Linked DNA regions of Mus musculus: all the other regions are linked to region 1. The links are chromatin loops, found by intact Hi-C in ENCODE. Cell type or tissue: left cerebral cortex. All regions are shown on one strand. Region 1 has its middle 250 kb from the start of Gm39153. Region 2 overlaps Unc5d (unc-5 netrin receptor D). Region 3 overlaps Unc5d (unc-5 netrin receptor D). Region 4 overlaps Unc5d (unc-5 netrin receptor D). Region 5 has its middle 55 kb from the start of Gm32567. Region 6 has its middle 95 kb from the start of Gm1698. Region 7 has its middle 86 kb from the start of Gm32621.

Evidence for each region. A loop is a pair of places that touch in the nucleus more often than their neighbours do. Peaks named below come from ENCODE experiments on the same cell type or tissue, not always from the same donor. Only the 100,000 strongest peaks of a DNase experiment are listed, where the experiment ranks them.
Region 2: it touches region 1 in a loop (3-fold over the local background); 4 of 42 quality-filtered maps call a loop at or near these places.
Region 3: it touches region 1 in a loop (3-fold over the local background); 3 of 42 quality-filtered maps call a loop at or near these places.
Region 4: it touches region 1 in a loop (3-fold over the local background); 3 of 42 quality-filtered maps call a loop at or near these places.
Region 5: it touches region 1 in a loop (8-fold over the local background); 8 of 42 quality-filtered maps call a loop at or near these places.
Region 6: it touches region 1 in a loop (2.8-fold over the local background); 5 of 42 quality-filtered maps call a loop at or near these places.
Region 7: a loop joins it to region 1, with 2.5 times the contacts of the local background. A loop is called at or near these places in 2 of 42 quality-filtered maps.

What each region holds. Positions count from the first base shown.
Region 1 is chr8:28,147,001-28,151,000 of GRCm38, reverse strand. No RefSeq gene overlaps it. Among named protein-coding and RNA genes, the nearest start is that of Gm39153, 250 kb to the right of the region's middle. In left cerebral cortex, a CTCF peak has its summit at 2,265; DNase peaks (open chromatin) are centred at 870, 1,452, 1,613 and 2,219; H3K4me3 peaks cover 192 bases; H3K27ac peaks cover 989 bases.
Region 2 is chr8:28,797,688-28,801,687 of GRCm38, reverse strand. All of the region lies in intron 4 of Unc5d (unc-5 netrin receptor D), which reads left to right. Among named protein-coding and RNA genes, the nearest start is that of Gm32505, 100 kb to the right of the region's middle. In left cerebral cortex, no CTCF peak of the experiment used is centred here; a DNase peak (open chromatin) is centred at 2,207.
Region 3 is chr8:28,987,229-28,991,228 of GRCm38, reverse strand. All of the region lies in intron 1 of Unc5d (unc-5 netrin receptor D), which reads left to right. Among named protein-coding and RNA genes, the nearest start is that of Unc5d, 230 kb to the left of the region's middle. In left cerebral cortex, no CTCF peak of the experiment used is centred here; a DNase peak (open chromatin) is centred at 2,399.
Region 4 is chr8:28,976,583-28,980,582 of GRCm38, reverse strand. All of the region lies in intron 1 of Unc5d (unc-5 netrin receptor D), which reads left to right. Among named protein-coding and RNA genes, the nearest start is that of Unc5d, 240 kb to the left of the region's middle. In left cerebral cortex, a CTCF peak has its summit at 1,744 (motif pointing right); no DNase peak of the experiment used is centred here.
Region 5 is chr8:29,288,857-29,292,856 of GRCm38, reverse strand. No RefSeq gene overlaps it. Among named protein-coding and RNA genes, the nearest start is that of Gm32567, 55 kb to the right of the region's middle. In left cerebral cortex, a CTCF peak has its summit at 2,256; a DNase peak (open chromatin) is centred at 2,267.
Region 6 is chr8:27,675,603-27,679,602 of GRCm38, reverse strand. No RefSeq gene overlaps it. Among named protein-coding and RNA genes, the nearest start is that of Gm1698, 95 kb to the right of the region's middle. In left cerebral cortex, CTCF peaks have their summits at 255 (motif pointing left), 2,048 and 2,273 (motif pointing right); DNase peaks (open chromatin) are centred at 261, 1,294, 1,748 and 2,310.
Region 7 is chr8:29,442,011-29,446,010 of GRCm38, reverse strand. No RefSeq gene overlaps it. Among named protein-coding and RNA genes, the nearest start is that of Gm32621, 86 kb to the left of the region's middle. In left cerebral cortex, a CTCF peak has its summit at 2,479 (motif pointing right); a DNase peak (open chromatin) is centred at 2,515.

The DNA of each region.
Region 1 (4,000 bases):
GATAGCTGCTGTGGGTATACGGCTTGTTTGTATAATAATATATATATAGCACATCCTCTGAGGAATGTCCTCCCTGTTAACATTAATGGATCCATGAGAATTAGAAACAGCAGAAGTCGGGCTGTGGTTATATCTCCAAAAAATGGTAAATGCAGGACCTGCAGGACAACCCTCAAGGCTAGGGAAAGAGCTCAAAACATGAGTTCAAAAATATATAATTTCTCAACTATACAAAATATAAGGATGAAATATGAATTATGAGGGGTTTCAGGAATCTAAAGGAACAAAAGCAGCTAGACTATATGAGCCAGCTTGTCAGGAAGACATAAAGGCAAGCAGATTCCTGAGTTCAAGGTCAGACTAGAGCACAGCAAGGTTAAGCCCAGGTGTTATAGGAATGGTATTTCAGGTCAGGGTCCCACACAACTAGTTTACCCTTTGTGCTTAACAAATGCAGACAGATCTCTGAATTTTTTTTTTTTTTTACAATATTAAGAAAAAACATATGCTTTCTGTCTCCTGAGAATCAAAGGGTTGGGGGGGGGGGGTCACAAGATGTTGATTCATAAGATAATCAAAAGGAAAACTGAAGTAAATAACTGGATTGATGTGTAAAATATAGGCTCGATCTGTGTTCTGCAGATGAGCTATCCAGAGAATTTTTTAGGATAAAAAGAGAGAGCTGTTGTAGAACTGACAGAGACAGAAACACAGACACACAGACCAAACACAAGCAGACAGACACAGACACACAGATTCACACACATGCACGCACGCACAAATACAAGCAAGCAGGACATGGATAGAGAGATCTCTTGGAATAGCAAGCAAGCAGAATATAGTCAGAGAGACCTCCATAGAGAAAGCAGAACATACAGAGAAGCAGACTGGAAAAGCTGTATCAAGCGGGACACAAGTTGTCAGCTTGAATCCAGGATTTGACTTCCAATCATTCTTTTTGCCATTCTCAGAGACCCCTTCTCTCAGAACCTTTGTCCAGGCCAGGACTGCTCCTTGACAAATATCTAAGAATATGATACCTCTCCCTTGTCACAAAGATTCTCCACATTTCCCAGTAGATACCTAAAACCTCACTATAGAATATGTTGGTTTCCCATATAGAAACATAGTTGTGATAAGACTTAATTCATAAATTACACACTGTAAAAGGTGAGCATCAATATTATATTTATCCACCTGAGACAAATCTCTTGTTAGGTGAACTGTTACTTTAACACTTTAAAAAGAAGTACTTTGTTCCCTGCATCCCTCTGGCACTTTGGGGCCATTATTAAGCAAAATAAGGGTCCTTTCCACAGAAGCTCTGTGATACAGCAATAGTGGATCTGATAGCCAAGGTGATAGCAAGAAACTGCTTACCATGAGTTTATAGCTGTAGACATCACAAGGAGATGACTCATATCCTGAGTGAAATTTCACCATGCTCTTCAGAATCGCTTTCAGTTTAAAATGTATGAGTCGTTTTCTTCTGGACACGTTTTATTCAGTACTCTAGACTGTGGTTTACTCTAAGTGGCTCCAAATCATGGGTTCAAAGAGACTACCCCAATTAGACACCCCAGTGCGTTTGAGCCTGAAGTATTCCCCATGAGTCATTCAGCACACGTGGTTGAACTGTTAGTGTCCGACTGCTGGCACTGTTTCAATGGTTTATGGTACCGTGTGGCTGAGATTGCAGGAGTGGGTACCCTGGCAGTGGGTCTTGAGTGTTACACCCGCTCCTGGTGCTATCTGGACTCTGATTTCTGACCCACCAGAATGTGAACAGGTCAGGGGACAAGCTTCCACTGCCATGGATAGAGCCACCCCAGCTACCGTGCCAGCTTCCGTAGGATGGACTGATAGCTCGTGAGATTGTGAATGAAATGCCTTTCCTCCCTTAAGTTGCTTCAGTCAGCTATTCTGTCACAACGACAAACGGTAGCAGTACACACCTGTGTGCCAAAGCAGCCGGGAGAATGCACACAGAGATCTGTTTTAGCTTGAGATGGAAATGAAAATTTAAGAGAAAACCAGAAATCTGATGATTATCATTCATGAGTCGTGGTTTCCAAAAGGCATTCGTTTGCTTAGACTGTGTTCATTTTGCATGCAGTGAAGAGTGCTTTTGAAGCTGTGTCTGTCTTCCCTGCTCTGGTATATAACAAGGCCAGCCTTGCTGACAGCAGGGAGATTTCCTCTGCATTGAGCTCTTCCTCCTTGGGGCTGGCCTTTTCCAGCAGCTAGAAATGACTGAGCCTGAAGAGACACCTGCTGGAGAATGAACGTATGAATGCTTTCCTCTTGGCAGTATACAATTTTTTTTTTCTGTCCCATTATCTCAGACATACCATCCTATGTCAGGAAATTTTCATATCTCTGCCTTAGCTCACTAGAAATGGGAAGTGGTGACTGGAAAGTAGAGTTTCTGGGCTAATTTAACCCCCTTACTTCTTATAGCTTATATTCTGGGGCTAGTTATTTCTTAGATTTGGTTCTGATTGCAGCACTCACAGTGAGCTATCATCTGTGGCAGGACAGATCATCAACATATGGGATGAAGGATGACATTAGATGTGACAAGGAGCACATAGAAATGATAAGTGACAAGCAGATAGAGATTATATTGGGGACATATACAGTGTCATGAATGGAAAATTACACGTGAAGTGTTGATGAAGGGTTAAGTAAAGAGGGGACATAGTCCAGTAGAATGGAGTGTGTGTAGTGAAAGGAGCCACTGCCATTTGTGACTTCGTAGGGGGCAGTCATAGAAAACTCGGTAGGAAGTGTGATTGGAAAACAGAGAGGAATGAACCCACCCCACCCAATAGTTCAAATGATGCTGCGACTTGCGTTCAACAGATCTGCATCTACATATTCTGCATGGTCAGCTCTGCCATCCTCTTTATGTCTTTGACACTGAGCTGACCCATCTGTGTCTACATGTGATCAACTAGTTAGGGAGGCCACAGGACGGGGTGGTGGCTGATGACTGACTTAGCATCTTCAGGTATAGAAACCATCAGGCTAGAAACTGACCTGTTTTATTCGCTGTTTCTTTGAGTCAGGGTCTCACCATGTAGCCCTGGCTTGGCAGAGTCTCACAGAGATCTATATGCTGCAGCCTCTCCAGTCTTGGCACTAAAGACATGCATGACAATACTCAGAGAAACTTATGGCAAACAAGTTAATATGTTTGTAAGAAAATTAGAACCTATAATTAGGAGTCAAATAGCTAAAGTTCAAAAGGAGCTAACAATCCAGCTAGACACATACCAGAACTCTTCTGAATGTGTTCACAGCTGGCGTAAATGAGGCACTATAGATTTCCTACAGGAACTATATCAACTGCTATCCAGGCGTTTCAGCAAGATGGCCAGACCTTAGCACACACCAATTACACTAGCTTCCTGTGTGGCATGGGGGAAACAAGAGACGATCCTTGTTCCATTCATTATTCATTGAGGATTTAGAACCTATTAATGGCAAATGACACAAGGATTTGTGTGCCACTGCTGAATGATTGACAACCTCCTCCTGGAGAATGAGGATGAGAAGGATTTTGAGAAAAGGCTCAGTATGGAGTAATGGGGTGGATTATTGTGGTCTGTTGTGAGCGAAGCACAGAGTGAGGAGTAGGAGCGATGTGCTTACTATTTCCATACCACTCAGCAAATAATAACAATAACAGACAGACCTGAGCTAGAAGGATTACACAGCCTGGAGGGCAATTCATACCAATAAACTAAGCATTACAAAAGCCACCCTACCTTTTAGCACCTGGATAATCTAGGCAGGTGTTGCTTAGCATACTTATTCCACAAAGGGGTATCTGGAATCCTCCCAAAGAGACAATTTTTAAGGTCAACAAATAGACAGGTGTGAAGGGAAGAGGGGAAATAACGAAAAAAAAAGCAGACACTCCTTCAAGACAGATGGATGAAATCCACAGCAGAACATCTACGGCATAGGAGCCTGTGAATTGGAAAGACAACGG
Region 2 (4,000 bases), 650 kb before region 1:
TAGTATTCATGCAGTCCTCCCACCTAAATGTAACACATTTGTTCGCCAATAATTGTATTGCTCCAAACATAGAAGCAGCATTGAGTTCAAACACTTATTCTCAGTGCAAGTAAGAGGATGATTCATTAGCACATCTTAATGATGTTTCTATCTGTTTGGCTTCACCTGAACCTTATAAACAAACACAAAACCATTCTCTATGCTGGTAACTGTTCATCAAAAGAAAATGCCTTCTATGAGATACTTCCTGCTTAGCTGAAACTCTGAATAAACTCCATTACTTTTATACGCAGTGCAGAAATATTCAAGTTGCTGCTGTAATCAAGAATAAGGACCACACAGGCCAGAATGGAACACAATTTATTGCTTGAGAGCATGGTACATTTATCAAGGTGCTTTCTTAGCAATAAAACTCCAATTCCCTGAATTGTGTGTGTGTGTGTGTGTGTGTGTGTGTGTGTGTGTGTGTGTGTGTGTGTGCGCGCGCGCGCGTGCGCGCGTGCATGAGAGAGATTATATGTAAACATGTGTCTTTGAAACCTTCAGTATTATACAAGCGTTGCTGGTATTTCTTACTTGTAATCACTCTTTTTAATGCTTAATCTTCATAGTGTGGAGTAGGAGCTGTTCGGGGGGAGTTTATTGGCTCATGGCATTAGTTTTCCACGATTATTGTCTAGATTCTAATCTTTGAAATTAATGCTGTAGGGACTGATGGTATCTTAGCAGATAATATAAAAATACAATCACCCACATTCTTATCTACTATTGCTCTTTGAACACTTTATCTATTGGCAGGGTGCCGTCACTTCCTGGTTAATTATAAATGAAGACAAATTTATAGACAATGGTTTTGGATTCTATCTTTTGATCTAAATTCATGGAATTGGCTCATAGAGCCCTGAAGACAGCAAGCCTGGGCATTTTCAGCATTTCTACTTCCCAAGTCAGCAACTAAAGTAACATGGTAGTCCGTATATTTGTGTGGCTTGCTCCCCATTCACTAGACTATAGTGAAGGGAAACAAAATTTTAGCAACAAGCCAAACTGATACAACAGATACCTGTGTTGCACCTCACTGGAAAGAGAACTGTGTACCTTAAACAGCTGAGTCTCCTTTAGTGATGACAGCACAGGCTCTGCAGGAAGAGAAGAGCGTGTGAGTACTTCTATTAAAACAGAAAAGTCACTCTCTTTTATATGGTGCTATCTTTCATGATGAAGTTTTTTAGATACAAGATGACCATGTAATTATGTGGCCTATCTTTATATCCAGAATGTTGTAGCCTTCCATACTGTTGTTATATTGTTGACATCATTCGTAAGTGGGACAAACATACCAGCTCTTACGATTTCCTCCCATTCCCACATGCTCAAAAAAAAGAAATCTCAACTACTTCTGTAGCCAAAAGGGAGACAAGGTAAGTGTGAGCTTTTGGTAATATTCAAGTCAGGCTCTGATAATGCAGTCATGCCATTGACAAATGGCATTCATTATGCTTTGATGTTATGTTGTAGCAAGGAAGGATATTGGACAAGTTAAATATCCACTCTACAGTTTACAGATTATAATCTGAAATGCATAACATTGACTTATCCATCCATAAAAAATATAAGCAACTGCACAGGGCCTACTGAAGCAATACAATATCAAGAACAAAAGCACTCGAAATGAGATAGAATTGCATTTCTGCCGTGAACTAAGATTTAGTGTGTCTTTGAGCTTAGTTTTCTAGTGAGAGAGCTTTGTCACATTGCCATAATCACATTTGTAAATAAGAGTTCAACAATTGTTGAATGAGGGTATTTCTAAAATGGGACAAATTTCTCACAATAATGTGTAAAGGAATTATTGTACTGGGTAACAAGGGATGTTGCAAAACATCAACTCATACCATGATGTCCAAAAGTAAAGAAAGTAACATGTAATCCGTATCTGAAAAATTACTGTACAGTGCCAGGAACTTAGCATAGATAGTGATAGCTAATATGCTGCTAGGAACTTAGTGTATACAGTGATAGATGGTCTCTGGCTTCTATTGCCCACTACTACCTCCTTGGTTTATATCATCTAAGCATCTTCTATCTAATATGGTTGTTTTTGTTGTTGTTGTTGTCGTCTTTGCTGCTGCTGCTATTGTTGTTGCTGCTGTTGTGGTTTGTGTTTCTGGAGCTCTGATTAGTCATAGGAAGCCAACCTAATAAGACAGATGGTACTGGGGGTGGTACTCTATGTGGATACAGTGTAGAAAAGAAAAACTACCCTTTCTATAGAGGGCTGGAAAAGCACTTGAAAGGTACAATTTTCCTTGCCAATAATGGGAAGCCTCTTGGCCAACTCTCATGATTTTCAATGAGAACAAGATATGTTTTAAAGAAATATATACATTTTTATTTGTTCTCTTAAGCTTCCAACATCTAATATTGTCAGTAGTCTGGTAAATGTTTGGCTCTGTAATAGTGTGACAAACTCTACTCCTCTAATGTCCTTTATGTGTTTATTAGAAAGAGTGTGATCTGTACCTGACTACTTCATCTATTCTGTTACATGATAGAACTGAGTAAATATGAGTTGAAGAAGATGGCTGTAGATGAGGAGTGAAGATAAGCAGCCTTGCATTTTCCAGTATCTAAATATACTCAGCTTTGGATGGCTGTGCAGGCCCTTCATGCACCTATGCATGTGCACACACACACACATGCACACATGCACCATATACATGTACATACAAACACATGCATACACCACACACATGCACATGTACACACACACATACATGCATACACCACACACATGCACATGTACACACACGAGAGAGGAGAGAGAGAGAGAGAGAGAGAGAGAGAGAGAGAGAGAGAGAGAGATGGGGCTGAGAGGGAGAGGGAGAGAAAACTAAGATGAAGACTGCTTGGGTACCTTATATAAAAGTGCTACACACACATTTTCCTATGTAAATATGTATATATATATATTTCAAATATATATATATATATATATATATATTTCAAAAGCTACAATAGTATACACGCTGCACATATACTTACTGTACTGAATCCTTGGAAGGATGGCCATAATGATCAGTGGACATACTCAGTATACATCCACTTATTAGAGTTGTTTATTGCACTTTATTGTGTGTTTTGTGAAGAAATGGTAGATCAGACTTAGATACACCCAGTGTCTAGAAATGACAAAATGTTTAAGAATATGAAAATTTTACCCTGAAGAGATCATTACATATTTTACATATTTATCCACTTAACATGCTGTTCCCTATGAATATGTACACTACTTATGTCTTCATTAAAATGTAAAAAAAATAATTTTCAAGGAGACATTACAAATAAACATAATGAGTCAATAATAGAAAGTAATAAAAATCAAAACAGATGGGAGATTCTGCTTCCCAGTAGTAATGGATGAGATCACAAAGTAACACTCAAAAGATATCAATGATAAAATATGGCTGGAACATTATATATAGTTACATAGAAGCACTCCTAAAGAGGGAGTGGAGAGATAATCCCGTAGTTTAGAGCATTTTCTACATTTCCAGAGGACACAGGTTCAATTCTTAAATCTCCATGGTGCTCACAATCATCTGTAGCTCCAGTTCCTTGGGATTCAGTGCTCTCTTCTGGCCTCACTGGGTACCAGGCACACATAGATATACAGACATGCAGGCAAAATACCCATAGACACAAAATATTTTCTAATTTAAAGAAGCACATGTGAACATACAATAAACATGCCATGGGTATATATAGACCTGAATTAGAATTTAAATTCTGCTCTCTACTGGAGAGACGGCTCTTTTTTCCTCCAATTATTTCTTTTTATTCACTTTACAACCTGATCAGAGTTCCCTCTTCTCCTTGCCCCCCAGTCCCCCCCCCCCATTTTTTCTAGCCTTCTCCTCTGAGAACAGGGAGCACCCACCACCCCTAGGTACCAACCCACCCTAGACCATCAAGTTACTGAAGGACTAGGCATATCATG
Region 3 (4,000 bases), 840 kb before region 1:
AGAGGGCAAAGGAAGATGTGTTCTGTGTCCCTCACTGGTATGGGTGGTTGATCCTTTTCTGGTCGCTTTTCTAACCCAGGAAAACATTTCTAGATAGTCCACACCTGGACCTCAGATGAAAGTGCCCCTTGCTGTGTGCCTCCCTCTTTTATGTAGCCCGAACTTATTAGCATCTCCACAGATAAGGCTTGCTTCTTGTACTCAGATTGTTGACAGTCCAGCAGAAGCACAATTTTATGCTCTACAGATACTTTCGGATTGTTCGAGGGAAAGAAATCAGTATAGAGCAAGGACTAGATATGTGCTTTCCTACTCTGGCCATCTTCTTTGTATTGGTAGTGTTCTGCTGCTTATAGATATAAAATGGCTCTATTATAGACATTTATGAATACTTCACTTATAATTAGATATTCTAATGTCAGGTACATACACTAAGGCTGATGTGAAATAAATACACAAAATAATACGCATTTTGCAATTTTTAACTCTTGTTACACTTGGGGATATTTTTGTTTCTTTTGTTGTCTTTGTTTCTTTTTTTGTTTGTTTTTGTTTTTGAATTTAGTAATACTGAACTTAGACTTAATATCATGCACTAAAACGACATTTTCTTATACTTTATGTGTAAATGTCTATATCAAAAGTGATAATAATGCTGCCAATTCTACATTCTTCAATGGATTTCACAAGAACCTTGCCTGGAATTTCAGTATCCTATAACTTCTCATTCTTACATAGAACCTGAGTTGATATAAATGTTCTCTTTGGGGTGTTTAAAATTTGAAAGTGTCTCAGAGTTATATGAAAGACTTACTAAAATATAGATAGTGATGCCCCAATTCCAGAATTCCTGTCATAAAATGATGGATAGAAGCAAGAATTGGCACTAATGGAGGACACTGTTTCAGACTCTTGGGTAATGGGCTCAACCCCTGAGACCCACAATGCAGTTGCACAGAATCCCCAGACTGTACATGGCCTTGCGTAGAATAGACTTCTCATTATGGACAAAGATCTTACTTACCTTTCACTTATACACTGGCTTATTTCCTCAACACCCTGAAATAAGGGTGGATTATCAGGAAGTTTTTCCTTTAATGTGCTTCTTTTTTTTTTTTTTTAAGCATCTCTTTGCCTGGAAGGAACAGTGGGACCATATATGGCAGGGCCAGTTGACCATGAAGACATATGGGGAAGAGAAGTGGTAGAGGTAGCTGACCTCTCCGCCAGAATACATAGTAAATGTCATGAACTAAGAGGTATTAATGTATAGGATTTTGTGCTTTATGATGTACTCCTTTGGTGATATTTTCTGTGTTGATGGGAAAGGATTGGGCAAACATACTTTAATGCAGTGGTTCTCAACCTTCTTAATACTGCAACCCCTTATTCCAGCTCCTCATATTGTGGTGACCCCAACCATAAAATTATTTTGTTGCCCCTTCATAACTGTATTTTTAATACTGTTATGGATCACATTGTGAATCTCTGGATAATCAACCCCTGTGAAAACATTATTTGAACCCCACAAAGGGGGGCACCACCCGTAAGTTGAGACCCATTGCTTTTTGGAATGGATTTTGGATCAATTTCTGAGTAATTATAGATCCTATCAACTTGAGACATATCACCATTAAATGATGCATGGGCTATCTTTGGATATATTGGTCACAATGAAATAGCATATGACCTGGATCTTGCCTCATAGACTTATTAATGTGTGTCCTTGAGAACGTTGGTTATTGTCTGCAATGGTCCCCTATTTTCCTACTCTACTGTTGGAAGGACAACCTGCCATTTGGTTGGGAGTGATTTGGAAATTAAGTTAGCCTATAAATGGATGGGCACGAGGTTCTTTCCTCTTTCTTACCATGCTTGCCATTAAAAACCTTCAGTTAACTGACATCTTCTAATCCCAAACATGATTGAAAAGATTCTTTGGTATCATGATGTATAAAAGATTTTTTCCCTTTAATTGTCATAATAGACACTTAATATGTAAAGGTTAACATCTTGGAAATTCAAATGTGAATTCAGAGTATCGCTTTATTCCTTTCCCTCTTCATCTCAACATGGTGGCATTGGACAAAATCAGTCTGTACATATTCTCTTAGATTTTTATTGCTGTGAAGAGACAATAGGACCATGTTAACTCTTATAAAAGAAAATATTTAATTTGGGACTGTCTTACAGTTTTAGAGATTTAGAGTCCATTATCATCATGCAGAAGCACACAGGGCATTGTGCAGGTAGACATGGTGCTGGAGGAGCTGAGAATTCTACATCTTGAGGCAAAGACAGCAGAAAGAGACTGTGTGCTACACTTGGCAGAGCTTCCGTATATACGACTTCCAAGTCTGCCTCCACAGTGCATACCTCTTCCAACAATGCCCTGCCTCCTAATCGTGCCACTCACTATAGCCAAGTGTCTTAGTCAGGGTTTCTGTTCCTACACAAATATCATGACCAAGAAGCAGTTGGGGAGGAAAGGGTTTATTCAGTTCACACTTTCCACATTGCTGTTGATCACCAAAGGATGTCAGGACTGGAACTCAAGCAGGTCAGGAAGCAGGAGCTGATGCAGAGGCCATGGAGGGAAGTTACTTACTGGCTTGCTTCCCCTGGCTTGCTCAGCCTGCTCTCTTATAGAACCCAAGACTACCAGCCTAGGGATGGTCCCACCCATAAGGGACTCTTCCCCCTTGATCACTAATTGAGAAAATGCCTTACAGCTGGAGCTCATGGGAGCACTTCCACAACTGAAGCTCCTTTGTCTGTGATAATTCCAGCCTGTGTCAAGTTGACACATAAAGCCAGCCAGTACAAATGATCCCTTGTCAACTTGACACACAAACATATCACTATTAATCATTAATCCTCAACTCTTTCTTTCTTTTTCTTTTTCTTTTTCTTTTTTTTTTTTTTTTTTTTTGGTTTTTTTTTTTTTTTTTTGGGTTTTTCGAGACAGGGTTTCTCTGTGTAGCTCTGGCTGTCCCGGAACTCACTTTGTAGACCAGGCTGGCCTCGAACTCAGAAATCCGCCTACCTCTGCCTCCTGAGTGCTGGGATTAAAGGTGTGTGCCACCAAGACTGGCAACCCCTACTTTCTTATTCATCTCCAAGATCTAAATAACTTTAAAAGTCTCACATACTAAATTTCAATCCCTTTAAAATATCCAAATCTCTTTTAAAATTCAAAGTCTCTTAACTGTGGGCTCCACTAAAATATTTTCTTCCATCAAGAGGGAGAAATATCAGGGTACAGTCACAATCAAAAGCCCAGAGATGGTCCCACCCACAAGGGACCCTTCCCTCTTGATCACTAATTGAGAAAATGCCCTACAGCTGGATCTCATGGGAGCACTTCCCCAACTTTCTCTGTGATAATTCCAGCCTGTGTCAAGTTGACACACAAAACCAGCCAGTACACCAAGCATTCAAAAACATGATTCTCCCTATTTGTATCACCACACCTAGCATAAATCTTTAGTCAGAACATGTGTCATCTCTAATGAGTAAGATGAATTCTGATGAGTTCTGTGTACTTACTGGGCTTCATTATGTTTGAACCAGGGGTTATTCATGCTACTGGAATATGACTACCCCTTTGACTTGGGAGTAACTTGTGTGCATGGACATGGTGCTGCATTATGAGTTGGTCAGACAAGAATTGAGATAGTGTGTTGATGGAGATAATTTCTGAGGAAGGTTCAAGAACTGAACATAGTTCTGTTTTTGTTGTTGTTGCTGCTGCTTTGTTTCGTTTATTTGTTTGTTTTGTTCTTGTTTTTGTTCTGCTTTGGTTTTTTTTTGGGGGGGCAAGTGTTGTTGTTTGTGGTGGTGGTGTTTTTAGAGACTTACAGGTTCTTATCTCCTGAATTCTTCAGAAGAAGCAGCCTATCTTCTTTAGTCTCCCATCTGTTGTGGTGAACTATCATCTACATAGTAATTGCTCAATGGTTACTTCTGAATGATGAAGCTAATTAAAACACCCATGTTA
Region 4 (4,000 bases), 830 kb before region 1:
TTCTCCAGTGCTGATAGCTGCATCTTTTACCATGATTGAAATCTAAGTGTATTAAAACGCTATATCCCCTTGAATCCTAAGCAGCTAAGGTCTTACCTACTCACCTTAATAACATTTTCTACACATGAATTTTCCTTAGTACAATTGCCATATGCATTTGGACATATCAATAATTACATATCGTCCATTGAAAGCTACATCCAAAGAGAGATATTTCTTCAAGACATATCAATCCTCTTCTAATTGATCAACTACCTTAAAGTTATAGCTTCCTCTCCACTGTAATAATTGCTGCCAGGATTATATCCTTTGCAGAAATGGTTCTCAGCCTTCCCAGCACTGTAGCCTTTAATACAGTGCATCGTGTTGTAGTGAGCCCCAACCCTAGAATTGCTGCTCAGAACTGTAATGTTGCTAGTGTGACGATTCAGAATGTAAATATCTGATGTGCAGGATATCTGATACGCAAACCCAAAAGCTTGAGAACCACTGCTTCATAGCAAAGTCAAGTAGTATTTCTCCAGTTTTGGAAGCCATGGGGAAGGTCTCAGATATCACATAACTAATTGTATCTTCATGTAGATGCTACCTGCCTGACTTTGTATGCCAACTTAACCAACTCAAGAGTCTCTTAATATTATTTCCTTTCATCATTATAAACAAAATAGTGGTCCACTGAATCTGTTGTAGCCCCAGAAGAAGTGAGTCAAGTTGCTGACTGAATGGAAAACACTGGTGAGCTGAGTTTAACATGGCAAAAATGCCTTTTCTACTCCAGTGGCCCCAATGTAATCACAAGGGCCCTTTGTTGGACATCAGTGGGAGGAGAGACCCTTGAGCCTGAGGCGGTTCAATGCCCCACTGTAGGGAAATGTGAGTGCAGGAAGGTGGGAGGTGGGGGGAGGGACCTTCATAGAGGCAGGGGTGGGGGGATGGGATGGGGGTTTCCAGAGGGAAGACCTGGAAAGAGGATAATATTTGAAATATAAATAAAGAAAATATCCAACAAAAGAAAAAATGAAACATGGAAGCAGAGGAGAAGGGACAAAGGAGGAAGTTTCTGTGTGAGAACATGAAGTGACATGAGGAGGCCTCAACCTCATATTAAACCATCTCTGCTTTTTTGAGGATGAATAATGGAAGGAACTCTTTCTCATTTTAGGTAACTGGCTTCTAGAACTGCAAAATCAAGGGAACTAGAAAGTCCTTTAGTGATTCCAGGAAGAAATCAGTCTTGTTGATAGTTTGATATAGTCCACTGATACCTGTACCAGATCTCTAGACTGCAGAAGGATAATAAATTTGTTTGCTAAGGCATTAAATTTGTTATATCACCAATAGGAGAGTGGAATGCTCATTTCCATGTTTTGGTTCAGGTAATTTCAATGTCTTGAATGTTTGTCATGCTCATGTCAACTTGTTAAATTCCAGTAAAGACTTGAAATTGTAAAACACTAACCTCATCTATTCTAAGACTTTTCAGATCCCTGTAGGCAAGGTTCATCTTGTGACACTCTACTATTCTGACCTAAATCCTATGTCCACTATTGACACTTTGTAGCACATTTTAGGTTCTTGTATGTACATGTGGTCCTACCCCGCACTGTAAGTGTCCAGGAAATAGAATTCGTATATCATTTATCTTTGCATGCTCCTACAAGACTTACTATGGGAGCCCGCCATTGCTACTGATGCCATTTGAACCAGATCTGCTAAAAATTCAGCACAGTGGAACTGATCTAAAATACGAGTCCCAAATGCCCACAAGATGGAGATATTTCCTTTGAAAAGTAAGGTCTATTATTTCCCCCAAGACCTGTTCTTTGACCCCCCACCCCCCGCCTTTTCAGGATGGAAATTTCATTTTTAATTGAAAATAAGAAATTTTGCATTTCAATAGGCTTATGCTTGCAATCACATTTAGGATTTTTATTTCACATTTTGTACATGAAACGTTGGTCATGCAAAAATAGAAATTTTCATACACACGTGTTTGAGCAAAAGCAATGTATTAAGCTCAAAGAGTTTTTAGTTTGTTTGCTTCAGAAAAGCATTTGCTAAGTGGCTCACACGGATCTCAGACTCACAATCATGTTACCTAAATTCTAGGACTCTAGTGTGTGTCACTGTGCTTAGTTTATCACAGGACATCTAAAAACAGAGCAATAGTTCTTTCCTACAGAGCAACCTTGTCTGGTGATATGATGATGTTGCCCTGAGCATAATCGAAGTGTTACATTTTCTGAGTTCCTTTCAGCAAGTGTAGGGAGAAAGTGGGAACAGTGTCTTGCTGCAAATTAACTTTTGGTTAGACAAGTAGTTTTCAACCTTTGGGTCACAAATCCTATTGGGGTTGAATGGCCCTTTCACGGGGTTGCATATCAGATATCATTCCTATCAGATATCTACATTATGATTCATAACAGCAGCAAAATTACAGTTATGAAGTGGCAATGAAAAGCATTCTATGATTTGGGGGTCACTAAAACATAAGGAAGCGTATTAAAAGGTCGCAGCATTGAAAAGGTAATCTATCACTACAGTGTTAGGTTAAAAATGTATAGTCAAGGATGCAGTCTGAGAAGAGCTGAAATTCTAAGTTGTGTGACAATGAGGGTCTATGAGGTTAGCATGTGGAGACACTGATGTGCCTTCTGAAGCTTCATCATGTGGCCGGTTTAAATGATTATGTCAGACAGACCCTGTCCAAGGTACCACTTGTTCATTCATGAGCTAACAGGCTTCTGTAATTCACAATGCCTCCTGAGAACTGCACTTCCCTGGGCTAAATTCAACATGTGCTGTATTCTGGGAGTATGAGAAGAGCTAATGGGATGAGTGGACATTCTGAGTTAGTTGATTTCAAAGTAGGTGGATTGACAGTTTGAAAGCACATATTAAGCTAAGGAGGCAGGGTAGAAGATAATTTAAATTCAGCTTAAATACATGAGACTGTCAGATCCATCCTCTTAGCTACTCAGCATTAATGTTCAGCATTATCCAGGCCCATTATTTTATATCTGAAAGCATCCATACCATAAAAAAAAGCATGACAGGCACATGCACACAAAATCACAAACTGTTATTGTTGGAGGAACCTGTCAATATCTGTCTCCAAATATTTAAAGAACTTGTAGATATAAAAGAAAACTTGACTGCATGATATGTACATGATAGGGCACAGATAGAGCCTTGAGATGGGCAGATGTTAGAGATGGAGCTGAAGTTTATTCTATGTCACAGATGTTTCCTATTATGAGCTGGGTCATTGTTGTCCATTTCTGATGTCCAAAGCCTATAAGCCTATTGACTATGACTGCTTTGTAGCAGAAGGCTGTTGATGCATCATAGTTAGTAAGCTTTGTAATTATTTTTTACAATACTTTGTATTATATGATACAATAAAGATATACACAAAGACAGGCAGGGATGGTCACATACCCCTGATAATCCTAGCACTGGAGAACCTAAGGCAGGAGGATCATGTGTTCTAGGCCAGCCTGGCCGATATAGTGAAACTGGGTCTAAATAACTACACATTAGTAAATAAGTTAATTAAAAACTACATGTACACATGTTTTCTTTATGAAATCGTTAAGGTTCTCTTAATGAAATTCAAACTGGGGCCCCATTAGTCCTCCCGAGGGACAAGTTGAAATCATTCTTACAGCAGATGTATCTCTACAGTTGCCTTTAATTAGGTTAATCCCTCATGTCAAGACAGGTTAGCACTATGAGTATGAGAGTAGTAAAACCTCCACCCACGGCATGGTTTTGTAGGATAGGACTTGCCAAGTGGTGATGAGCTAAACACCACTGTGAAGATGTGACCCAGCAGACTCAGACCTGTGTGGGTGGCAGAGAGACAAGAGAAAGTTCTACAATCTGTCTTTTGTGTTTTGTTTTGTTTTGTTTTTTGTTTTTTGAGACAGGGTTTCTCTGTGCAGCCCTGGCTATGCTGGAACTCACTCTGTAGACCAGGCTGGCCTCGAACTCAGAA
Region 5 (4,000 bases), 1.1 Mb before region 1:
AGCATAGTCTATGGAGAGACACATTGTGCTGCTGTCTGTGAAGATGGCTCAAGTTGTGCGTTTTCCTTTCAAAACAACGTCCCATGGTCCTCCAGGTACGCTTCGACTCATCAAAGATGTGCTTCTGTTTCTCTATTGTTGGTCACTTATCTCAGCTCTTTGAAGAGGTTAGAGTTGAAAGCTGCCTTGTACTGTTGTCATAGTTTATGATTTATTCTCAGGCTCTCTTGAATTAAACGCACAAAACCACTTGCTTTGGAAAATGCACTGAAAGATCAAAGTGAAATAACTCTGAAGAATAAACTTAACAATACAGAAAGGGTGGTGACATCACCGTTTCAATAGTATCCATTCTTAAAGCCCATGAACTCTCTTCACTTGTCTTGATTGTCAGTGTCCTCTTCTCAGCCCTACACAGTGCTGAGTTATTGGCCTATAACTGAGCATCCCCATGAAGCCAACACTAGCCACTCCTCTGCCATCAATACTCATTCATTGAGATCATTTCCTACTTAGAAATCCAAGAAAAGTAGAGAGACATGAAAGAAGTCCTTTCTTATTCTATAGACAGAAGACACTCAAATGGAACAAATGAGCCACCATGTCATGATGTTGACCAATGGAAATGACCACCCACTTGTCAGTTGATTTTTGCCTCCTATCTGGTTCTGTACTGTTTTCCATACTATTATTTCTCCTCTGATTGTTAATTTCAATGTGTATATATTTTGTCTGTATGCATAAAATTTCCCTCCAAAGTTCACAACCTGTTCCATACATTATTCAAATAATGATTCAATTTTTAGTGGTGTTTTAAATTTTCAAATATACAATAAAATATGCTTGTTTGTTGTGAGAGGTGTGTGTGTGTGTGTGTGTGTGTGTGTGTGTGTGTGTTTGGCTGATTTGTCTCTGCTTAATGTTTGGCCTTCACTGACACTTATTCTTTTGACACAGGCAGTTGATACCAGAAAGACAGAGCAAGTATTCTGACATAGCCTGGGCTAAATGGACATTCAGTATGAAGGGGACTCATGATTAGTAATGCTTTGCTCATGGTAAGCATGATCAAGCATGCTTGAGTCTAGAATGGGTTCTGAAGAACAGGTAGGGAAGATTCTCTGTATATTAATAAAAACCAGGTGTTAGAGATAAATACTTTTAAATACCTCTTTTACTGGTCAACACCATGATGTAGCACCCTTTATCTTATCCATTTTGTTGATTGTTTTCTGTCTATACAATAAGAAATGACTTGACTTCTGTCATGTCTCTCTACTTTCCTTGGATTCCTAAGTAGGAAATGATCCTGATGAAGGAGTATTGATAACGGATTAGTGACTCCTGTTTGGTACTTGGGGATGCTTAGATATAGGCCAATAACTAGTTGATCATGATCATTTCCATGCTGACAGTCAACCAATTTCTCCTTGAGGTCTGAGTACATAATAAAATAAATATAAACAATCTCTGTCATCCTCATCAACCACCCTCATGGGGTCCTCTCTGGAAATCCAAAATTACCCACCCACATTCCTTCCACTTGAAATTGAGGCGAGTTGGTCAATCCTAACAGCAGCATAATTGAATGATTTCCAAAGGAAAATGTGAACAATAATTTGACTAGTATCTGTTTTCCCCTCTCCCATTACCAAATAAAGAAAGATATAAATGCAAGTGGCATGACTTAACCTTACATTTAGAATAAAATATTAAGGAAACAGCTACATGCATTCTTTTTATTACTTTATTATTATTATTTAAATCAGTAACATTCCAATTGCCTAACAGATATTCGTGGAAAGTAATCTGTTCAGCTGGCATCATTCAACCTAAGACATGGAGATAGAAAGTATTTCAGAATGTCATTTGAAACCTGCCATCAGACCTCTGAAATATCGGTGCTAGGATGCATCTGCAGAGCACAGCTAGCTCCCCCAGCGATGCTTAGAGCTCATGACCTTTGGTGGGTCCTGCTGAGAGAGGAATCTTTGTTAGTATTTGTTAGTAACATGGAGCTTGAAAGCCACAGACATCACTTCAAGTAGCCTGAAGATCCTCTCATTGTCCTTCCATGTATGTGAGTTCATTCCCAGAGCCAACAACCTCTCCCTCAGCTCCCCGTGGAGAGTATGCCAGGGCAGGTTCAAAATGACCATCCCTAGTTGCATTGCCTTTCTGCAGTGAGGAACAATACTGGTCAAACTCTGAAATCTGCAATTTGCATCGATCCTCCCCTGTTACTCATTACTGACAGGTGGCGCTGCTGCAAAGCAGATCAACGCGCTAAACTGCAAGTTGGATCCACACCTTTGCTACAGAAGCAGCCTTCAGAGAACTCATTTCATCTCCACAAATGAATCTCATCACTTAGCCACTTAGCAGGTGATTCATCTACAAATTAAGGCACTGTGTTTACTCGGGACTCAAACTCTGACCTATATCTAAATAAACCTAGGCTTTTCTCTAATCATGTTTTTAAATTCTTTTTTCTTAAATGAGCTTAAGGATCCTCACTCATTAAAGTATTTTATATATTCATTACATTACAATTCCCTCAGCAGGTCCTCCTGTAAAGCTGTTGTTGCCTGTTTTATTATGAAAAGCAATACTTTCTCTCTTCTACTTCTACTTCAGCTTCTCTGAGAATATCCTTGGTTGCTTTGAAAACAATACGATCTAATGTGGTCAGGGGTCTTGGGCAAGAACAGAGAGGCATATGTAAGTATGGCATAGGTATATATACTTATATATATATATATATATATATATATATATATATATATATATATATATATACACACACACACATATATATATATACACATTCTGTATGAGATAAACACATATATGCATATGTATATATGTTGTACAAGATAAACATGCTTTTTTGCTTTTTTTCATTTCTTTTTTTTAATTAGATATTTACTTTATTTAAATTTCAAATGTCCCTTTTCCTGGTTTCCTTCCGAAAACCCCCCATACCCCCTCCCTCCCCCTGCTCACCAACTGACCCACACCAGCTTCCTGGCCCTGGCATTCCCCTACACTGGGGCATAGAACCTTCACAGGACCAAGCAAGCTTTCGTTTCTAGACAGGAAAACAGTCCTCTTACTGAGATGACAGGCAGAAAGCAGAGTGAAGTTAGGTGGAAAGCAGCAAATTGAAATTGGTGCAAATTCTTCTGAATGACTGTTGATATGCTGAAGAGAGGGAGGAAATCTAAGGTAAATAAGCCCACTGCATAGCTCTCTCCTCTAAAGTGGTGGGGATCTCAGAGCAAGTTACTGTGTTGCAGAACCTGAAGTCACGGGGCAAGTAGAATGAGCTAGCTAGGCTTCTGTACTCTTGCCCTCATTGTATTTTGTAGCCAAACAACCCAAAGTCGTCTGAAATTGCTCCTCAGTATTTTTGCTTATAATTCTGAGAAGACATGAATTTCCAAAGAAAACTTTGTCCCAAACCATTCTCTCCCCCAGAAGCTATTGATCTGAACTACTTCCGGAAGCCAGCAATAAACTATTCCATGATGAAACGAAAGCAGGCAAGTGTTGCAATCATAAGCTGGGCAGGGCATGGAGGCCAGCAGTAATCCTAGCACTGTCCATACAGCCACAGGCACAGCCCACACTCAGTGCCTGGACGTCAGCTGCTGGCAGCTCCAAGTTCAAGGCCAGGGCAGCTTTGTTCCCACCCAGCTGAGCCTTCCTGAAAAGTGCCATCTCCTGGGAACCAATGTCACACTGTAACTAGGAGTCCTTGAACCCAGGACCTTAGCTAGGCATTCTGAAGATACTCCATTAACCAGAATTTCCTGAGGGATATTTTAAGCACCAAGCAGTGAGTTTTAGGTAGCCTGCCTTTTCCTATGGCAAGTAAATAGTGCATCTCACAGAAGAGGATGTGATGCTACCAACAAAAGGACTTGGAAAACATGGCCTCCAACCCAATGGAAAATTATTGAACCATGAATCTAATTGATCTAACATAAAATCCAGT
Region 6 (4,000 bases), 470 kb after region 1:
TTCCTTTTTTTTTTTTTTTTTTTTAATCTCATTATTCAAAAGACTGTTTTCTCTCAGGAACTGAAAAAAAAAATACGTGGTTTCTAGAGGGGGGAAAAACACCAAAAACAAACAAACAAACAAACAAACAAAACCTCCGGTGCAAAGAAACACAACTTTTTCTTTAAAACAAACTAGGGTGGGGTATGGAGATGCTAGGGTGGTGGGTGTGGATTAATTTTAAGTTAGTCAATACTGACCTCTAGTGGCATAGAGCCAAAGTACAGGCCTTGCTCTGGCCCAGGAGTGGCAATGTCACTGCTTTGTCAGGGGTGGGTGTTTGGCTCTGCTGATTAGAGATGGTAGCAGTAAGAGAGGAAGGGGCTGCCAGTGCAGAGGACACCATTTCATACACCTAGGCATTCTTGTCAAATAAATGACATCTTGTCACCAAACTGCTCTGCTTTCTCCATTCATTATCTCCCCTGGCCAGGTAGGACTTGATTTTTATCTTCCTTGTCATCCGCTCAATGCTTGCTAGAAGTAAGACGGGAAGATATTTGAAAATCACTGAGGCCACTGAGCTTTCTTTACCAAACGAGCGTTCTTCCAATCCTGGATGGTGCTTTCCCAACCGAGGTATTTGTCTTTTTTTCTCCCTTTGCAAACTACTATGTATTTGGATGCGCCGAAGTGTGCAACTCCACTTAGCTTTTAAAGACAGAAGAACAAAGTCCTTTGCATGGGTCTCAGCTTCCCGCTCTTTCAGAGAAAGAAGATGATCCAGGGACTGAGCAGTTTAATGCCTGGTGATTTTGTACACCACTTCTTACCCCCACGGCACTTGCAAGTTATATCTCTGAGACCTTTACTTCAAGGACACAATGGAAAAATAAATTAAATCTATCAATACAAAGAGCTCTTCGTGAAGGGCATCCCTCACACCCACTACACACACACACACACACACACACACACACACACACACACACAATAGCAGGTTTCACACAAATGCAATTAAAATTGCAGTGCTGATAAGAAAGTTGGAAGTACCAATAAAGAGGGCAGCATTGCCCTTTAGAGGAGAAAAGAGCGGAGCTGATGAGTAAACGGATGCTCTGTCTTAGAAGATGTTAAGCAATTTCATGGCATTTCACTTGTCTCATGCCGCCTTCTTGGGTCATTGTCTGGGTTTTCCTTAAGAAGTGTAGATGAGGCTAAATTTTAATTTGGGAAAGTTATTCTGTATCTCCGGGGCTCTGGAGCTTCAAGTCCTTTCATGGCATAATTGAAAAAGTACTCTGCCTTTCTCAGCCCAAAGACAGAACAAGGATGCATCCCTATGTGTCCTGCCAAAGCGTGCAAGAGGAGGCTGTGGGAAAGGGTAGTGTGGGAGGAATGAGGGTGGCTCCACAATACAGCACAATGGGATGACAGAAAAAACAAAAAAAAAACAAAAAACTCTGGCTTCATCACCATGCTACAATGACACCTGCTTTCTTTCACCCAAACTTCCTATTGAGAAAAAAAAAAAAAAAAAAGCAAGATTGTAATTGGGATTTCAGAAGCAGGCTCTCACAGCACCCGGCCGGCCCATGGGAACGGTACCACCAGTATCTTTGGGATTTTTAAGGGTAGGCCCCCACCCCACCCAGAAATAGCACAGCAGCCGTGGCCAGAATATGTCCACTTAGGAGCTACCCACGGGGTGCCCTCTGCTGCCTTCTCCCTCCCAGCACTCCCCCTGCCATTCCCATAGCCACCAGCTGGCCTGATGGCTGAAGAAACTGATTGCATTATTCACTCTCATGAAAAGATTCAGAAAACTAGCATAGATGCAAGGCAATTATATACATATGTAATTTGTGTGTGTGTGTGTGTGTGTGTGTGAGAGAGAGAGAGAGAGAGAGAGAGAGAGAGCGTGTGTCTGTGTGGGCGCGTGTGTGTGTCCCAGAAGGTATAAATAGAAAGTCTAAACAAAACAGGTTTAAGGTGAGGTGAAGAGATCATGGAAGCCCTGGATGTTGTAAGGCTGGCTCCTTCTCTCTTCACCTTTTCACTTTCTGTTTCTCACTTCTACTTTACAGGGGGTTAGCACATCTTATTATTAAAATGATAAATAAAAATAACAATAAAACCCAAACCTGAACCAAAACCAAATCACTGGCTCCTTGCTCATTCTCTATGAAATACTGCCATCTACCGGACAAAGGAAGGAAGTTCATGCAGCCCCCTTTTTTTTTTTTTTTTTTTTTACTAATTTTTTTATATAACGTGTGCTGTTCCCTCGGAGGCCAGAAGAGGGCATTAGGTCTTCAGGAACTGTGAGTAACCAGTGCTTTTTGTCAAACCCAGGTCCTGAGCAGTCAATGCTTTTAACCAAGGATCATCTCTCCAGCCCCTCATGCATTATCTTTTGCATTATTTTTACCGCCACAAATGGAAACCACGCTCCAGACACTTGATGAGGAATCATAAATCAAAATATTGGGGTGACAGAGGCAAACCTTTCTTTGCCCTTAATTTGTCCACTGAAGGCGTCCACATACTCAGCTTGCTTAAGTGTGAACACAATGGCTTGCAAACAGAATGGGGAAAGACTCAGCAGTTCGGCGGATGGTGAATCAGTGAGAAAGTGCACACGTGAGAGATGGATAGAGAGAAAGAGGGATAGGTGGGATCATGGCATCCCTGACAAACTGGTTAGTTAATTTCTGATCAGAACCTGTGGGAAAGGAGGTTCTGTGCTGAGCACACGCGTGAGTGTGCATGCGTGCATGCGTGTGTTTGTGTGTGCGTGCATGTGTGTGTGTGTGTGTGTGTGTGTGTGTGTGTGTGTGTGTGTGTGTGTATTCTAAGTGGATGGACCACAGGAAGATACTTCGTCAGTGTCAGGAATTTTAATCCCGGATCTGAACTTCTACAGAATAATTTTTGACATGACTGATGAGTGTGACAAAAACAAACTGATCCTTCTTCAACCATATAACACTCATACATGTTGATGCTTTCTCTTTGTTCATTTTATCAAGAGCTTCTACTTGGGGCATGGGATCAGACTCAGGAATATGGGAGGATGCTCAGTCTTGTATGTTTGTAGTATGTAGATGCTAGGAGAGATTTCAAACTATGCTCTTCTATTTACGGATTTATAAACAAAACAAAACAAAAATCAAAATAAGGATTTAGGAAGCCTAAGAAACTTACCCAAAGGTTTATATTTCAAACTTACACCAATTAATTAGCCAATTAATTACACCAATAAATTAAACAGAAAAAATCTCTCATATAGCTTTTAAGCACAATTATATTGATCATCGTATCAGTCTTTTCAGGGCTGTTAGTTTTTGTTGTCTGTTTGTTTGCTTGCTTGTTTTTGTTTTTGCCTTTGTTTTGTTTTGTCTTGACCATGTGTCACACCAACCAGTCATGTCAAAATTATTCTGCAGCAGTTTAGATCTAGGATTAAAATTCCTCACACAGAAGAAGTATCTTCCTGTGGTCTGTCCACTTAGAATAAATAAAGAACAGAGTTCAGGGGAGGAGCAGTGGTACCCTTTCTTATTACATTTGGTGGTGGTGGTTTGTTTTGTTTTTTTTTACACGTTCTTTACATGTGATACACCCATGGATATCTACATGTGTTTGGGTACATGTGAATGTTCATGCAAGCGAGTGTATGTGTGTTTGGAGGTCTGGTATGAAATGTCTTCTGTGTTTTCTTTCCACTCTATTTATTGAGGAAGGGTCTTTCACTAAAAGCTCTAGCCAGTGTTGCTAGTCACCCTGACCTGGAAGTCCCTTGTATTTGGCTACAGGCTGTTCCCGGGCTTACAAGCTTTTTGTGGATTCTGGGGAATCTAAAACTATGTACTCACACTAGTGTGGAAAGGACGTTATCCACTGTGTCATCTCTGAAGCTCTGATGAGTGTTTTTAAAAATCTAAGTTGTCATAGACCAGGAAGGTAAATAAATAGGATTTATGTCATATTCCTTCTAAATGTAGTTATGACACTGTCA
Region 7 (4,000 bases), 1.3 Mb before region 1:
AATATAAATAACATAGAGGTCATCTTAACTATTAGCCACCTCCAGTCATGACTGTGGAATCTTGAGGAAGCCCCTAGCCATAAAGATAATGCAAAAGTCACCTAGACTGTTAGCCATCACTGCTCCTGCTTTTAGGAACTTGCTATGGCTCTGCTCTACAGTTAACACAGGTCACCAGGTTATTAGGCACCTCCATTCCAGGTCTTCTGGGTAGAAAACCAGGTTATATTTCTTTTTATTTTGAAAAGACAACACAGTGTGTTTAACATTCCTGTTTTCCCCGTGCTATCTGTCAGCTGAAGGAACTTCATGCTCCCGAAATTTGGAGAGGGAGAAAGAGAGAGAGAGAGAGAGACAGAGACAGAGACAGAGACAGAGAGACAGAGGCAGACAGAGAGACACAGAGAGAGAGGGAGAGGGAGAGAGAGATAGCATGAAGTTGGGTTGTATATAGGAGGGGAAGATTTGGGAGGAACTTAGGGATAGAAAATTATGATCGAAATATATTACAAGAAAAGAGATGTAATAGATTGTAAATGTATCCAAATTAACTTGGGGAATGCTGATGTTCTAACACTACTGCTTTCTCCAAACAATTATCATAATATATGTCTATATTGACTGAGATCTCATCCACTTTCTCTCAACAATTTATGAGTTTTCATTATCCCTGTCTAGATTGTATTAAAGGCATTCTATAACTGCAGTGGGTTTATCAACATTATAAGAACATCTTTGAAACTGCTAATTTTATGGGTAGTGTATGAGATGGGAATCAGGATGGTACAAAACGCTAAGCTCAATGTCTGACTCGGGTAAGTCCTCTTGCTTTCTGAAGGGTTTCTTATGTAGAGTGATGTGTCTTGAACAGATACTGTTTAATTTTCTATTTTCTACCAGTATAGTCTTTATTTTTTCTTGGAAGTATTGCCCTGGATATATCCACTTGTGTTAATGCACAATTATTGTTTTCTAAACAAAATCTCAAACATTTACTTTTTCCAATGAAGGCTCAGGAGACAGATGCTGGGTGATAGTCTGCTAGCTAAGAGAGGCAAAGAAAGCACCCAGCTGAACTCCCTACTCAAACTGAAATCCCCGAAGCAATCTCTCTCTCTCTCTCTCTCACTCTCTCTCTCTCTCTCTCTCTCACCTCAAAAATCTTCCTTAAACTGAATGTCCCTCCTTTGTATTTTCTGTACATCTCTCCGTCTCTCCGTCTGTCTTCCAGACTCCTTCTTACTCCCTCTGCTTTCTTTTTTCTTAACAATTCTATGTTCATTACCCATCAACTGGTTGCTTGTTCCACCTCTTGACCTATTGTTATCTTTATTTAATCTTGTGTACAGTATTCAATCAGAAGGCTCTTGGATTAAAGATGTGTGTTAAGGCTGAGCCACACAACTAAAAACAGGGTTTTCCCATAAATACTCAGGGTTTACAATGTGATCAAGTATCCTGCAATATTTCTCCCTTTTATCTAAATATAAAGGAAAGACTTTAGCTATGACACAGTAAAACTATTTACAATAATGAAGCTATTTCTGCCTGATTTCCACAGTGTCCAGCTTGGTTGTATATGGAAAGTCTTAGAATTAAGCATTTTTGAGTTTGATGTTCTGTAAAAGGTTTGTGTTGATCTCATAAGAACTCAGCAGTTTTAATATCCTGAGCAGTTTGTAGTCTGGAATTGACCTTTGGTTGGTGTTTGTCAGCTTAGTGGCAATCCTGACTAGGTAGAACAGGACAGTCAACAGGGAAGGCTACTGTTTGCACAGAGACTGGCAGCAAAAGAGCCATGAGACAGTTTTTCCCAGTGTTTACCCTTGCTACAATTCAGGTGGATTCATCTTCACTGGGCCCCATCATCTTCTCAGAGACATCACATGTTCCTGTTAATGGTTTACTGTGGAAAACATAATCGTATTAAGTACTATACTCAGGAGATCTCCGGATAGTTTGAGGACCACAATCTATTAAGAACATCCGAAGTAAAAACTAAAGAAAAAACTTCCTAGTTCCAAGTTGCCTGCTTCAGACTCAAACTAAAAACACATGCAGGGAGCTAGATGAAGCTTATTTTTAGAATTAGTATAACTACTAATATCACATCAGAAAGTGTGTGTATATATATATATATATATATATATATATATATATATATATATACATGAAATCATCTTACAGATTTTGAGTTAATATTTGTACTTTAAGAAAAGTTTTAGAGAGTCAAATGAAAACCAAAAGATTATGGGACTAGTGACAATAGAGTAGTGTCTTATTTTTTGTTTTTCTCTGTCCCATACCAGGTAGTTTTTCACATATGTGATAGAGCTTTTTGATTTTTCCTTTAACAAGCATGTGTGGCTTTAGAGAAGGAGAGCGTGAGCAGGACACTTCAACCCCAAAGCTAGTTTTAATTTTTTAATTAAATCAGGACCACATAAAGATCATTTGCCACTTATGTCTGTAGAGGGCAGCATAGACAATCATTTGGGAATCGGATATGGGTGGGCCAGCCACATGGGGTTGGGGGCGGTGGCAAGAAGGTTGGCATGGATACAGGTGCTAGTCTAGAACCCCAAACTGGGATGTCAGGCCTGTTAACTGGAGGTAGACAATAATACTATCACTTGACCAATTTACTCCTTTTTTTCTTGGGACATTTTCTCTTGACAATTTGTCCTGTTTTTTTTTTTTTTTTAATAGATGTTTTACTTGTCCAGTAGTTTCTGGCTTCCTTAGTTGGATGCTTTTACTCTCCTAGAAAGACTTTTAAAAAAAAGTCCCTGTTATAACCCTAACTCTGGGGACAGGGTTTCTTTATTGGCCAGTTATATCTTTCCTAGAGCAAAAGGGTTTTGGCAACAGAAAAAGTATTACATTTCAATTAACATTTAAAAATTCTTTTGAAATATTGAAACTAAATATACCTTAGTATATGTGGATAAATATATCTATATTCCTCATTTTCTTTATATATAAATTCAAGGCTTAAGTATATTTACTTAAGATCACAAAGGATCTTTGAATTCCAGCCTGCCTTTTGCAAGGGGTTTTTAAATGTAAATCAATATAATTCTTATATGCCTAACTCTGCCTCTCAAGTGTTAGGATTAAAGGAGTAAACCCTCACCTGGCTATGGATTCTTTGTAGTTGTTATTCTCATAGGATTGTCCTAGTTTAATTGGGTTCTCCATTTCTCCTTATTGTTTAGTGTTAGGGGTGAACTCTCAAGTTTTTCAGATATGTAATCTATCATTCTTGCTGATTTATTCTGAACTTGTTCCCTGAAAAACTTTGATAGTCTAGTCTTAATTAAACATGATGCCAATTTGTCCATTATTTTCTCATTTTCAGATGTTTTGTCTGTATAACATTTGATGTCTTTGCTAAGTTTTGCTAGGTTTTGCCATTTCTATTCATACTTCCCTTGACCAGATACCTTTGCCATTTATTTGCCAGTTAGTGGTTTTCCATTTTGCTTCCCCTACAGCTATACCATTATACAAATACCACGAACTGGAAGAGATAGAGATTTGCCTCTTGTTCTGGTTGGTTTTCTTATAGCTAATAGTGGTGTACTGATTTTGTGGTTTCTTCCTCAATATTTGCCATTCCACCCCCAAGTCTATAGGTTGCTCTTTTCCATTAGTTTTGATTCTATGGTGATTGATATACCACCAATAAATCATGTGTTAGACAAATGTGACCATTCTGTCAGTACCCACAGTTCAGTAGGTGCCTCTTTTAGGGGAAGGGTGAGAAGTTTAGGTAACTGAGATATATCCTTTGTGCAGGAAGGCACAGACCCGTTTGCTACCGCATTTTGTTCGTGAAGGAATTCCAAACCACACCAGTTCTATGCAATACCTTTCCTTCCATGAGTAGTCCTGAGGAGGACTCTGACTTTGAACTGATCCAATCCATCATTGTAAGAGGTGTCCTTACGACCATGGGGTAGTTGGCAATGAGTGACTACTAGATTCACCATGACTC